Regions from separate parts of the Homo sapiens genome. Here region 1 is linked to region 2. Evidence: chromatin contacts called from ENCODE Hi-C or POLR2A ChIA-PET data. All regions are on one chromosome and are shown on one strand. The core of a region is the stretch at or near the end of the contact, and the rest is flanking DNA. Distances in the headings are between cores, read along the strand shown. Region 1 overlaps LOC105378327 (a long non-coding RNA gene). Region 2 has its middle 190 kb from the start of ZNF365.

What was found. A loop is a pair of places that touch in the nucleus more often than their neighbours do. ChIA-PET counts read pairs that join two places held with the same protein, here RNA polymerase II (POLR2A). Pooled maps may share reads with other maps.
Region 1: a pooled map shows a loop between it and region 2 (2.7-fold over the local background). The contact joins two enhancer-like sites. A Hi-C loop is called at or near these places in 7 of 50 pooled maps. POLR2A ChIA-PET finds 5 or more read pairs at or near these places in 3 of 52 experiments (activated CD4-positive, alpha-beta T cell, activated CD8-positive, alpha-beta memory T cell and activated T-cell).

The regions. Positions count from the first base shown.
Region 1 is chr10:62,634,209-62,639,847 of GRCh38, forward strand. The region is part of intron 1 of LOC105378327 (a long non-coding RNA gene); the gene reads right to left. Among named protein-coding and RNA genes, the nearest start is that of ADO, 170 kb to the right of the region's middle. RefSeq lists enhancers at 3,074-3,163, 3,454-3,693, 3,704-3,933. Within about 2 kb of position 3,308, at least 20 of the 41 ENCODE cell types and tissues checked have a DNase peak (open chromatin) inside an H3K27ac peak, as active enhancers do.
Region 2 is chr10:62,561,445-62,567,209 of GRCh38, forward strand. No RefSeq gene overlaps it. Among named protein-coding and RNA genes, the nearest start is that of ZNF365, 190 kb to the left of the region's middle. Within about 2 kb of position 3,172, at least 18 of the 41 ENCODE cell types and tissues checked have a DNase peak (open chromatin) inside an H3K27ac peak, as active enhancers do.

The sequences.
Region 1 (5,639 bases), core at 2,058-4,557, 73 kb after region 2:
TGACCGAAGAACACTGGGTGCTTTCCCATAAAGAGCTGCACAAAACTGTTCAGTTTAACAGCAGTACCATGTTGGTAATGGGAGATTCATGTAATTGTCTGAATATGTAATTGCATTTAACAAAAATGACTGGGAAACAGGGAAAGAAAGTGCTGGTATTAGTGAAAATAAGCAGAGAGGTCTCATCAATTTAATAAAATTAAGACAAAAATAGAAATCATCAAGTGTGCTATAAGTGGCAAGTCTTTAGCCTCAATTGGATGCTCAATGGAGGATGGTTGATTGTGTGTTCAATTATGAAGACAAAGAACAAATTAAAGAGCATGGTGAAATTCTGGAACTGTATTGTCAAATATAGTATCCAAAAGGCAAGCCGTAGTCAGCATTTCTATAACTATTTTTTAAATCTCTGGGAATCCTCCTACCCCTTAACTGAATAGGATCTGAGTCTTATTGCTTGATCTCCATACATTTGATTGTCATATGTTTTTAAGAATACATTATATATCAGAACAATATTCAAGATTCTTAAAGTCCTCTCCGTTTCCAAAAAAAAAAAAAATTGGGGGGAAGTAACACTTTAAGAGGAAGTAACAGCCAACTGAGAACAAAAGTCAAAGATTGTATCTTGGCTATAGCTTGTTACTTAACAATTAAAAGCACAGGTATAAAATTCAGACACAGCTAGATATGAATCCTGACTTTGCCATCACCTAGCAATGTATCTTGAACAAGTTACTTAATCTTTCAAACCTCAGTTTCTTCAGCTGTAAAATGGGGATAATAGTTGTCACCTACCCCATAGGGTGGCTGCAAAATGCAAGTAAGTGAATATATTCAGTATGCTTAGTGCTGTGCCTGGTACTTACTCTGGGCTTAAAATATAGAAGCCATTTTCTACGAAGGAAGAAGGATGCTGGAAGGAGAGATGGGAGGGACTGAACGTGGCCCCTGACAAGGGGCAAAGATAGATCCTGAACTCTATTAAAAACTCAATGAGGAAACACAAGTTCTATTACTACAGCTACTCCCTATCTACCCACTAGGTCATTCTGGCTTCTGCTGGTGTGAGTGGGAGTATGCTATTTATTCACCTAATGACTCCTTCCAAGTTAGAGAAGTTGGAAACCCTGACAACTGTTCCAACCATTAATTCTCTCATTTCACCACCTCTGCACACAGGAAGGTGTGTCTCCTGTATTACTGTCACATCTGCATTTTGACTTTTCAATCGTCTGAGGCTTCCAGCTCTTTGGAATCAGTGATTACAGCTTTGTGATTATACAATTAGAAGAGGCTAGGTTGAGGATACGCTGTTCAAAACAATAACGTGGCTGCCTCACATAGCGTGGTGGACACCTGGCACCACCACCTCCCAGGACACATGCTCACCACCCTGGGTCTCTGTGCTTGTTTCCCCTGACATGGCCAAGACTCTACCCCCATTTCCATTTTGACAGCTTTCTTGTCTAAGTTCTTCTTTAAAGGTTTATTAGGGTATCATGACATTGTTGATTGCTGTTTAGCATTGATTATTAGTATTAGCCCTGCTTATTGAAAAACTTTGAGAGAGTCTTATATTTCTAAGATTTCATCTAGACCTCAAATGCCCTTACGGTGTAAGCCCAGCTACAGCAGAGGTAGAATCTGAGCAGGGAGGGGAGAGTGGCTGCAAAATCTTGGAGGAAAATGAAAGGACAGAATACAATAAAAGAATACTCAAGACTGTAATGCCAAAGCCCTCAGCCCAGGGCCTGCAACACAGTGAGAAGTTCTCAGTAGTCAAAATCCACCTTTCTTGTCCTATGACACTACCCTGCCTTGTTTGGTTGTGAAATAACTTTCAGACAAAATCAGTAGTTCTAAATATTTTGGTGAAGCTCTTTCCTCCTTCTCCTGGGCAAGCCTTCCGCGTGCATTGCCTCCACTCACTCACCTCCCATTTCCACCTATGCTAATTTCACCTCCACACCCAGGGCCACACTGTGGCTTCACTGCATCAAGATCACCAAGTGCTCTATCCAGTGCATGCTTTTAGTCTTCGTCTCACTGGCCTCCCTGAAGCGTGTGACACTGTGGACCAGTCTTATCCTCTTGAAACCCTCTCTCCTGCCTTCCTTGACACAAATTTCTCCTCTTCTCCTTGGCAGTTGCCCTTTCTGGCTCTTCCATCTTTGCCCACAACTTTGAGTTGACGAATTGAGGGACTGTCCTTGACCTTCTGCCCTTCCCACAGGACAGGGCCTCCCCTGCCATGCTTTCAACAGCCACCTGCTCACCAATGGCTCTCATGTTTTTCTCCTCATCCCTGACCTATCTTTTGTGCGTCAAACCCACATAAGCAACTGCACATTGGGCCTCTCCACTTCGGTGTCCCACAAGCATCTCAAATTCAACATGCACAACACAGAATTAGTTGTCTTACACCCCTTTCGTTCCATGTCTTCTATAGTCACTCAAACCAGAATCCTGGGTGGCATCTTACATGTCTCGTTTTCCTTTAACTCTCAACCCTCTCCCTCTACTACCCAATCACCAAATCTTGGTAATTCTCTCCTTCTCTAATCCTTCCACTCTTCCACTCCCTTATTTGCAAACTTCACATCTTTCTTGAATTATTTTAACAGCCTCCCAACTACTTTTCTTGCCTTCTGTCTCAACCAGGCTTATTCTCCCCACAGATACTCAAGCGACCTTTTTAAAATGAAAGTCTAATAAGCCTCTGCCTTACTTAAAGTCTAGCCAGTAGCTTCCCATTGCCTATGTGGTAGAATAAAAACCCCATTGTAGGGCCTGCAGGGGGCTCTGTGATCTGCCTCCTATATTTCATCTCTGCTCTTCCCCCTTCCTTCTCTCCAACTTATACTCTGGCCATCAGAGTTCTAGAAGTTCCCCCAGAGCATCATGCTTTTCAATGTATTTGCAAAGGCAAAAAAAAAAAAATACACTTGCGTTTCATTCCCACCTAGACAGCGCCTACTTCTTCATGAAGGCCTAGTCCAAGCATTCTCTCTTTAGTCTTCTATAACTTTCCCCATCCCCCCAACTCCTCTCCCCTCCTTAGAGAACTGCCCACTTTCTCCGATCTGCCACAGTGTATATATCTTCGGAAGGCATCTACCACACTTATTTACATGTCTGTCTCTCTGCTAGACTGAAAACTCCTTCAGGGTGGGGATGATCTCTTAATAGTCTTTACTCTCACCCCTGTGCACAGATCCTGCCATAAAACAGTTAGAGAACATAGCACCCCACTCTCCATCAAATCAACCAGAACTGAAAGCTCAGGAAGCTGCGTTTGACGGCTTCACTTTTAGTTTCAGTTGCTCAGTCTGGGCAGCTCAGAGCAGCTTCCTGAGCCTCCACCAGTTCAGAAAGCATCCAATCTGCAGTGAAGTGTGCACTGTCATTTGTTGAGCAGGAGCTCACAGTGATCCTGCTGATAGGGAGGCCTTTGCCGCCTTTCGCCCAAACCCCATGCCCTCTGGACTATGCATCTTAAAGGTCATGGTCATGGGCGGTCCTTATCAATCAAAGCATCAGGCGGAGAAAAAAACCCCATTCTGGGATATGGTGAGACATGTCGGTTTCAAAACATTGCAGATTGTTAAATGAGTAATGTTAATGTGATCTCAGAATAGTAAATACAACCCCACAAGGAAAAGATATTAGCTGCATTATCTGGAAGGAAAACAAGAAAGGAAAGCAACATTTGGCTGCAAAAACTATGAAAGAGATGTCTGTATGGTGATTCAAGTTCTACTAGGGCAGGTAAATTGCATTTTTCTGATTGTCTGCCCACTCTCCTCCCCCCACCCCATGTGGGGACATGCACTCCCTCATTAAATCTCTTCTCTGGGGTAGGGTATGGGACTTGGGGGAAGTGAAGGGAAGCGGGGAGCATACACATAGAGGAAGAAAACAAAGGCCTTCATTTTCTAAAAATATCACTCACTATGATTGAGAAAGAGTTTCTCAAGAAATGCGAATGTCCTGCACAGGAAGTAACACTTCATCACACGGCTAATAATCAGCCACGTGCTTGTCAGGGTTAGGTTTTTCCCTTCTGTGGTGAAAAGGTGGCTCCAGGCAAGCCTGGATATCTTTCCCGCCAGCCTGATAGTTATTTAAACACATTCAGCTCTTATCTTCCAAAATGTGTGAGTGTGCTACTCCCATTACATCAAATTCATGTGGAAGACTCTCAGTGGCGGGGGATGGGGGAGTCTGCAATTTTAAAGGGTTTATGTGGGGCCAGACTACCGTTCCCCCACCCCAAATTGTCTTTTCCACACTGAAGCAGCTTGCAGGGGCCTGAATATTTATCCAGTTAAACAAAATGTACTTTCCTTCCACCCTCTAGCTCAGCAGATTTTGCCCCTTCTCTCTCTGAGGCCTGGTTCTTCCCCAGAATCCAGCATCATTAAGGTCCCTTATCCTTAAAGAAAAGAGTTAGGTCAGCGAATTCACTCCAAGATATTGGCAACTCACTATGTCCGCTAATTACATTTAAAGGAGAGAGAAGTACTTTACCCAAAGTAATGACTCTCTGATGGTGAAGTTTCTGGTCTTACCACGGGAGCCGGTGAGACTTTCCAGTGCCTCTCAAGTCTTACTACATTGGTGACCATCGATGATGTCTGACCCTCATGCCAGGGTCATAGCTCATTCCCTGATAAGGGTCTGGTTGCTTTCATCAGGATTATCAAGTTGCTTTTATGCAGTGCATTTTTTGTACAGCTTTTTTTCAGAAGCACTTGGTAGATAAATTAAATCCCAAGGGTCCTTGCCCCTTGCCCAAAGATCCTTAGCATACGCCTCTCCATCCAGAACTCCTTTGACAGAGAGGATCCAGGTTGAGGAGGGGTGAGGAGGTTTCCACCATGTGAGCTCTTAGGTGTGCCAGTCTTGAAGACTTAAATCATATGGTAATCCTACAACAGATACATGAAGCTCCTCATTCATTAATTTATTCGAGTATCACTTATTAAGCTTCCACTCTGTGCCAGCCATTGCTCCAGAGAGTCACCAAAGAACCAGACTGACAAAGTTTCTGCTCTGATGGAGCTGAAAGCTGGAAATTGGTTTAAACTATTTCTGTCTGTCTCCAGAAAGCAGAACTGGGACAAATGGGTAGGAGCCCCAGGGAAGCAGATTTCTGCTCTATACAATATATTATTACAACCAAATATGGAATGGTAATGAGCTCCCTGTCACTGGAGGGATCTGAGAAGAAGCTGCATGATGACTTCATGCATGGAGCTGGGCTGGATCTATTGTCTTTAACCATTTCTTCTAGCAGCAGGAATCTTTTCTTAAACAAAACCTTACCGGAAGTCCCAATACATAAAACAGAGTGCTGAAGTGATATGTACAGATCTGGCGTCACCCCCAACCTACTCACAGCCCCCCATCACCCCCTGCAACATATTCCTCTGTTCACCAAACCTTGGATATCCACAAACAACTGGATGCGATGATCATGAAGCTCCCAGCCTCCCCCACTGTCATGGGCATCTGTGAGTCTAAGTAGGATGGTGGATGATTTCTCACCACCATCTTCCCCTCTCTCTCTCTCTCTCTCTCCATTTCCACCTTTTCCTAGGAGAGAGTCTGATGAAGCCAGTAAAAAGGGTCAA
Region 2 (5,765 bases), core at 1,922-4,421:
ATGTATATACAGTGTAGGTATATACACAGTAGGAAGAGGTGGAGTCTCAGGCAAACTCGAGAGTATATGCCCTAACTAAAGGCATACAATGTTAAAATTATACCCATTTTGTGGGCCAGATAAGTCTGCAAGCTGAATTTGACATGGATCACAAAGTCGTGATCCATGGTCCAGATAATAATAAAGATTAATTGAGTGATCACTATGTGCCAGCCTGTTCTAGGTGCCTTACACATATTAAAACACTTATTCCTAGAATTAAAGCACTCTTATAGGGACAGTTATTTTCTCCATCTTATAGGTGAGAAAGCCATGGCAAAAAAGAGTTAAGTAAGGTGCCCAGGTCACCTGGCAAGCGGATCTGTGACTCCAAACCCACTTTTGAAACTCTATGTTGCCTCTACCTAGCTGATTCCTCTGGTTCTGAACTTTTTTGGTTATGCAGAATTGGTCTTATTTAATCAAATCAATGAAAGTGAGTGAGTTTTATTCATTTCTCTTTTACAACAACCTGCCTCGTACAGGTAAAAGTGAAGAATCAGACTTCATTTTAGGCTTGAACCAGAATGACTGCTGACATTTCATCCCAGCTACTCGGGAGGCTGAGACTGGAGAATCACTTGAACCTGGGAGGCAGAGGTTGCAGTGAGCTGAGATCATGCCACTGCACTCCAGCCTGGGCAACTGTATGAGACTCCGACTCAAAAAAAAAAAAAAATGTCTTCTCAAAAGTAGTAAGCCCCAGAAGATATCCGTGTCAGATTATGTCTGTCCCTGTGAAACAGCCAAAGACTGGGGTCAAGCAGGGAACAAATTATTTTCTCCTTTACATGTCAAGGGAGCAAGCATGTTATTCACCCTCTTACCTAACAAGCTTGTGCCTTGACCACAGAATGGTGAAATTTAAGAAGTGGAAGAGATCTAAACATCAAGTATAATACTTCTGCAGGTTCTTAATAGGATTTATAAGAAGGCAGTAGCTACATGGTCAAATAACTTCAGGAATTTCTGGGTTGAAAAAGAGTTAACCTAGTTTTGTTACATTTTAGCCTTCTTGGACTACTTACCTTATTTTTCATGGGACATCTCTTGGACTAGGAATGTTCTGGAGAATATATTTGGAAAACCTGGCCTGATCTTCCCATCTGATTTTCACACGTGAGGAATCTGAGGAGCTTGAGAAGATAAATGAGCCACTCAAGGTCACACAGCTGGTAAATAATAGTACTGATAAAAGGTCTTTGAGTTTTATGGTTGTGACAGCTTAGATATGAAAAGGGTCTTAAAGAACACCTAATTTAAGCAATTCACTTTGTTAGAAGAGGAAATACAACTCCAAAGAGGATAAGTTACTGTCCAAGGCTGTACAGGCAAAGTCTATATGGAGAATCTGATAGACTTTCTGGCTTCTCCTTGGAAGGAAACAAAGTGAAAATGAATTTAATTATGCTAGCCAGAAATGACTCTTAACCAATGTTTTCTAAGTATGCATAAGAACTTCTGCTAAATGCTATAAGACACTGACATGACAGACACTGAGATGCTGCTGTAGCCTCAGTAAGGTAGCAACTGGGAGGTGGCTGGTGACTTCACATTAGAACCACTGGGAGCTTTATCAATACTACTGATGACCTTGTCTGAGCCATACTCTACAGAAATGAAATCTATTGAGAAGTTGGAGGTGAGATGGGGCCCCAGTGTCTGTACTTTTCAAAAACTGCCTGGGTGATTCTAGTGCAGCCAGAGTGGAGAACCACTAGCCTAGAGCAAAACAAGATCCGGAGTCAGAGAGAAGAGAAAAAGATGGCAGCAGAGGCCTCAGGCCAAGGGGTGCCCAGATCACCAGCAGAGAGGAGGCAGTGGTGCTTATCTCCTTATTATGCGCACACACACACACACACACACACACACACACACACTCCTTTCATCTGTCTCCTCTATGGCTACAAGGGGAGAAATCCCTTGGTGGGAATAAGACCAGCATTAAGAAGAGATGGATAAAAAGATCATTGGCCAGCCCAGCCTTGGGCCTAGCTAAATCTTACCAGCATAGATTTGTAAAAAATTCTGTCAGCATGGCCCTGTGACTTTTTCTGAAATGCTCCCATACTCTGTGCTTGGAAGCAGAAAGAGTAGGCCTGTGGGTTATTTAGAGCTTTGGGCAGGCAGGATGGATACAAGCCTTCTTGCTAGCAGCAGAATTGACAGGTGAGAGAAGCTGGTTGATAGATTCCATGCAGATTGTCCTTGTTTCACAATTTCAGTGAACCAGTGATGACTATAAGGAGTAGACTCCACTGTGAGGGGGCACACCTTATTCTACCTGGAGTGAATTCCCTGCCCAGGATAGTGGTGCTTCACTCTGCCCATATCTATGCTTCTTAGATTCCTTTCAAATCTCCCTTAACATCATTTGGAAATAATTTGTATTTTCATTTTGGCTAAATTTTAGACATACAACCATCCCTCCAATTATTTCTGTAATAATGTCCTTCCTGTGCCTAGCGGAACTGCCAAATCCGGCCACAGCACAGCTGATTATGAACTTGTGACTCAGTGGCCGACATTTGAAGACAACCTTTAACTCCAATAAGAAGCCAGCAGCCAGCATCTTCTAGCAATTACTGTAATTTATGTATTCAAAAAACGAAACGGCAATGTTCAGGTTTCTCTAAGAGATTCTTGCCTTAACCACATGAGGACTGAGTCTCGTTTGTAGAAAAATGAGACTAGCTTCTTGTCCTTCACCTCTGACCACGGGGAGTCTCAGAATGAAGTGCTATCTGAGATTAAATTGTGGCTTTCTTTTGTTTAATTTTTAAAATTTTACTATCCCCCGCTCCAGCTGGAAACCGAGAGTTAGTATGCACAGTCTGCTTTCCAACTGAACTGCCTAATCCTCTATGACTCAGCTGTCCAGAGCCACAGCTGGCTTGGCATTGATTTTAAAAGCCTCTCTTTTCTGTCTCTGTCTCTCTCTCTCTCTCTCTCTCTCTCTCTCTCTCTCTCTCTCTCTCTCTCTCTCGTTGTTCTCTCTCCTTTCTGCTTTCCACTCTAAAGTCCCCTCCCCCTCTCCCTACCCCAAGCCAGTTCCACAGTGAATTGATTGCCAGATCTTTCCAATTGGCCATAAGCAGTGCCAGAGGGAAACTCCTAGTTCTCTGGCTACAGGCTTGGGCTGGGGAAGCAGCTCATAAGGTCAGTGTCCCAAACTCAAGCAGACAGCAGTACAAATAAACAGCCATGGGGAGACAGACACGGAGTCAGGAAAATCCCCTACATGACTAGACTATCAGTTTCAGCAATGCCGTGACTGGGAACATCAGGTTCAAGCCCATGACACTGAGGCCAAAGGGTTTGCCTTGGAATAAGCATTGTTCTCAAGCCCATTTCTCTCTAGCCAGAGGCCATATTTTGTTAAAGAAAAAAAATTCACCTGAAGGATGACTGGGAGTCAAAATTAAATAATTATAAAAAATGATACATTTTCAGGATTTGAGTTAATTGAGGTAGAAGGACAATCTAAATTAGTTAAGAACCTGAATTATGGAAGTTCTTGAAAGACAAGTGCCAGTGGGGAAGGGTCCTCTTGGTAGTGTTCTAGAAGAAAATTTGGTATTTGAAACCACACATGTCCATTTAAATGGACAAGAACCATGAGGTTCTTACCAGAGGCAGATTTATCATGAAACTAGTGAGGTTTATATTTCAAGACTCCCCTCTTAGATAGACACAGCTAAGGGGCACTAACATTGTGTTTACATGGTTATATGTTGTAAAATTTGCAAAAGTAAAATGTTTTAATATTCTTTTACTTAAAAAGGGATCCCCAACTTATACAAGCTTCAGACCCCTTGAATCCTGAACCCATATCAATTGGGAAAGGCATTTGGGGATAGATGGGGTGAGTGAAGGGGATTGCCTTTGGGGTCCACTTTTGTTCTTGTTTATTCGGATGAAAGGAGGAGGTACCCTAGTGTGGGGTCCAGCTTTTAATTCTCATTGGTGACTTAGGGCTCCCCTTCGTCCAGGCAGCCTCCCTCTTGCCCCTCAGAACAATCTAATGTGACCCTACAGACACCTCCTGTGATCATGGTTCTTATTTTAGAAGTAAATGTGAGCATACATGTGCCCAGCATAAAGAAAGCATTCTATAAAATGCTAGCTATGGTGGACAATTTTCCGTGCTCATAATGGTACTCCCTTTCTTTTGGGCATTTCTAGTGCAACTCACATCCTTGGCCATGACAATCATCTATGGTTGAATGTGTGACTCAAATCAGGCCTTTTAGAGTCTTTCCCCAGGTTATTCAACTGCAGCATGGGAAAGAGGGTCTCTTTTCTCTGTTCCCAAGGCTGTAAAGGCTATGAACCTATGGCTGGTAGCTGACAGGGATCCAGCCTTGTGGGAAAGCTGGTGTGCGAATGAATTCTAGAGAAAGTCAGTAGCCCTCCAGTGCCTGATTTCAGCACCCCATCCCATTTTCCTGTGGGTTTATAAGCCCACACAATTCCCCTTTCTTCTCAAGAAGGTTGCTGTCTCTTGTAACCTAACTTATCCTAATCCATTTTTAATCTGGAGTCACATGGTCATGAAAAAAATTCTTCCAGCTCTCTGTTTCTCTTCTATTGCAACGAAGTTTCCTGTTGAGCATACTCCCTGTACAATCATCTCCTACAGTGAAATTTCAATCGCTTTTATCAACACTCCTGACATCAGTGAATTACTAAACATCTTTCACTTTTGCAACTCAAACTATAGCACAAGTACCTATTGGGTCCAAGGCAACTGGCTCCCATCTGGACCAGGTAAACTACCTGGAATCTGACTGTGCTTCTACTGCAAAGTAAACAAAGGTACAACATCTCCAGGATCTATTACTGAAAAGTGTGAGGAACTGGTAGGTTGACCAATGATGGCCATAACTTCTGGAATATATTAGGCACTATGTATATGCTGGATTTAAGATTATCTGAGAGCTCAAAGCACATTTTTACGATCACAAGAGTTAAAACATAGACCTGGCTGTGTTGGGTGTAATAATTTTGGTCTCACTGACATTACTCCCTAAGAGATGACTGGCCCTATTAGGGACACCTTGGGATAGTCATTTCCTGTATGTATAGGGCTTTATGGCTAGAGGGCCTCTTAGCACCTGACGACTCTAATTTTGACCCAATAAGATGCAGTGTTTACAATGCATAAATGTATACCGCAGCTCAAATTGATGTAATCAACACTCTAATTAGTGTTGCTGAGAATAGGATCTTTCAATTAAACAGTTAAGAATGACTAGTAACTACTTCACAAATAATATTTGTAGTTGATTTATTAAATAATACTATTAAAGACTTAAAAACAGTCCTTTTCATAAGTGAGTTACCTACTCAATAACCCAACTATATTCAACTTGAAACCCAATTTTCATGAAAGTTTACTATCCAAGTTTTCATAAATTATATGCTAGAAAAATCCAAATTATAGGGCAAGTGGCAAATGGTAAGTTACCCTGAATAGAGTGTTGGGCTGGAATTCGGAAGTCCTAAGTTCTTGTCTTAACTCTGTCCCTAAATTACTGCAATTACTCTGAGCCTCAGTTTCTGCATCTGTAAAATGATAGGGCTGGACCATATCATAACTACAATTTATTGAGCTATTACTATGTGCAAGGACTTGTATGTGGAGCTTCATGTACATTATTTTATTATGCCACCATTTATTTCTTCCATTAGTTATTTTAGTACATGGTACTTTTTATGCTTTA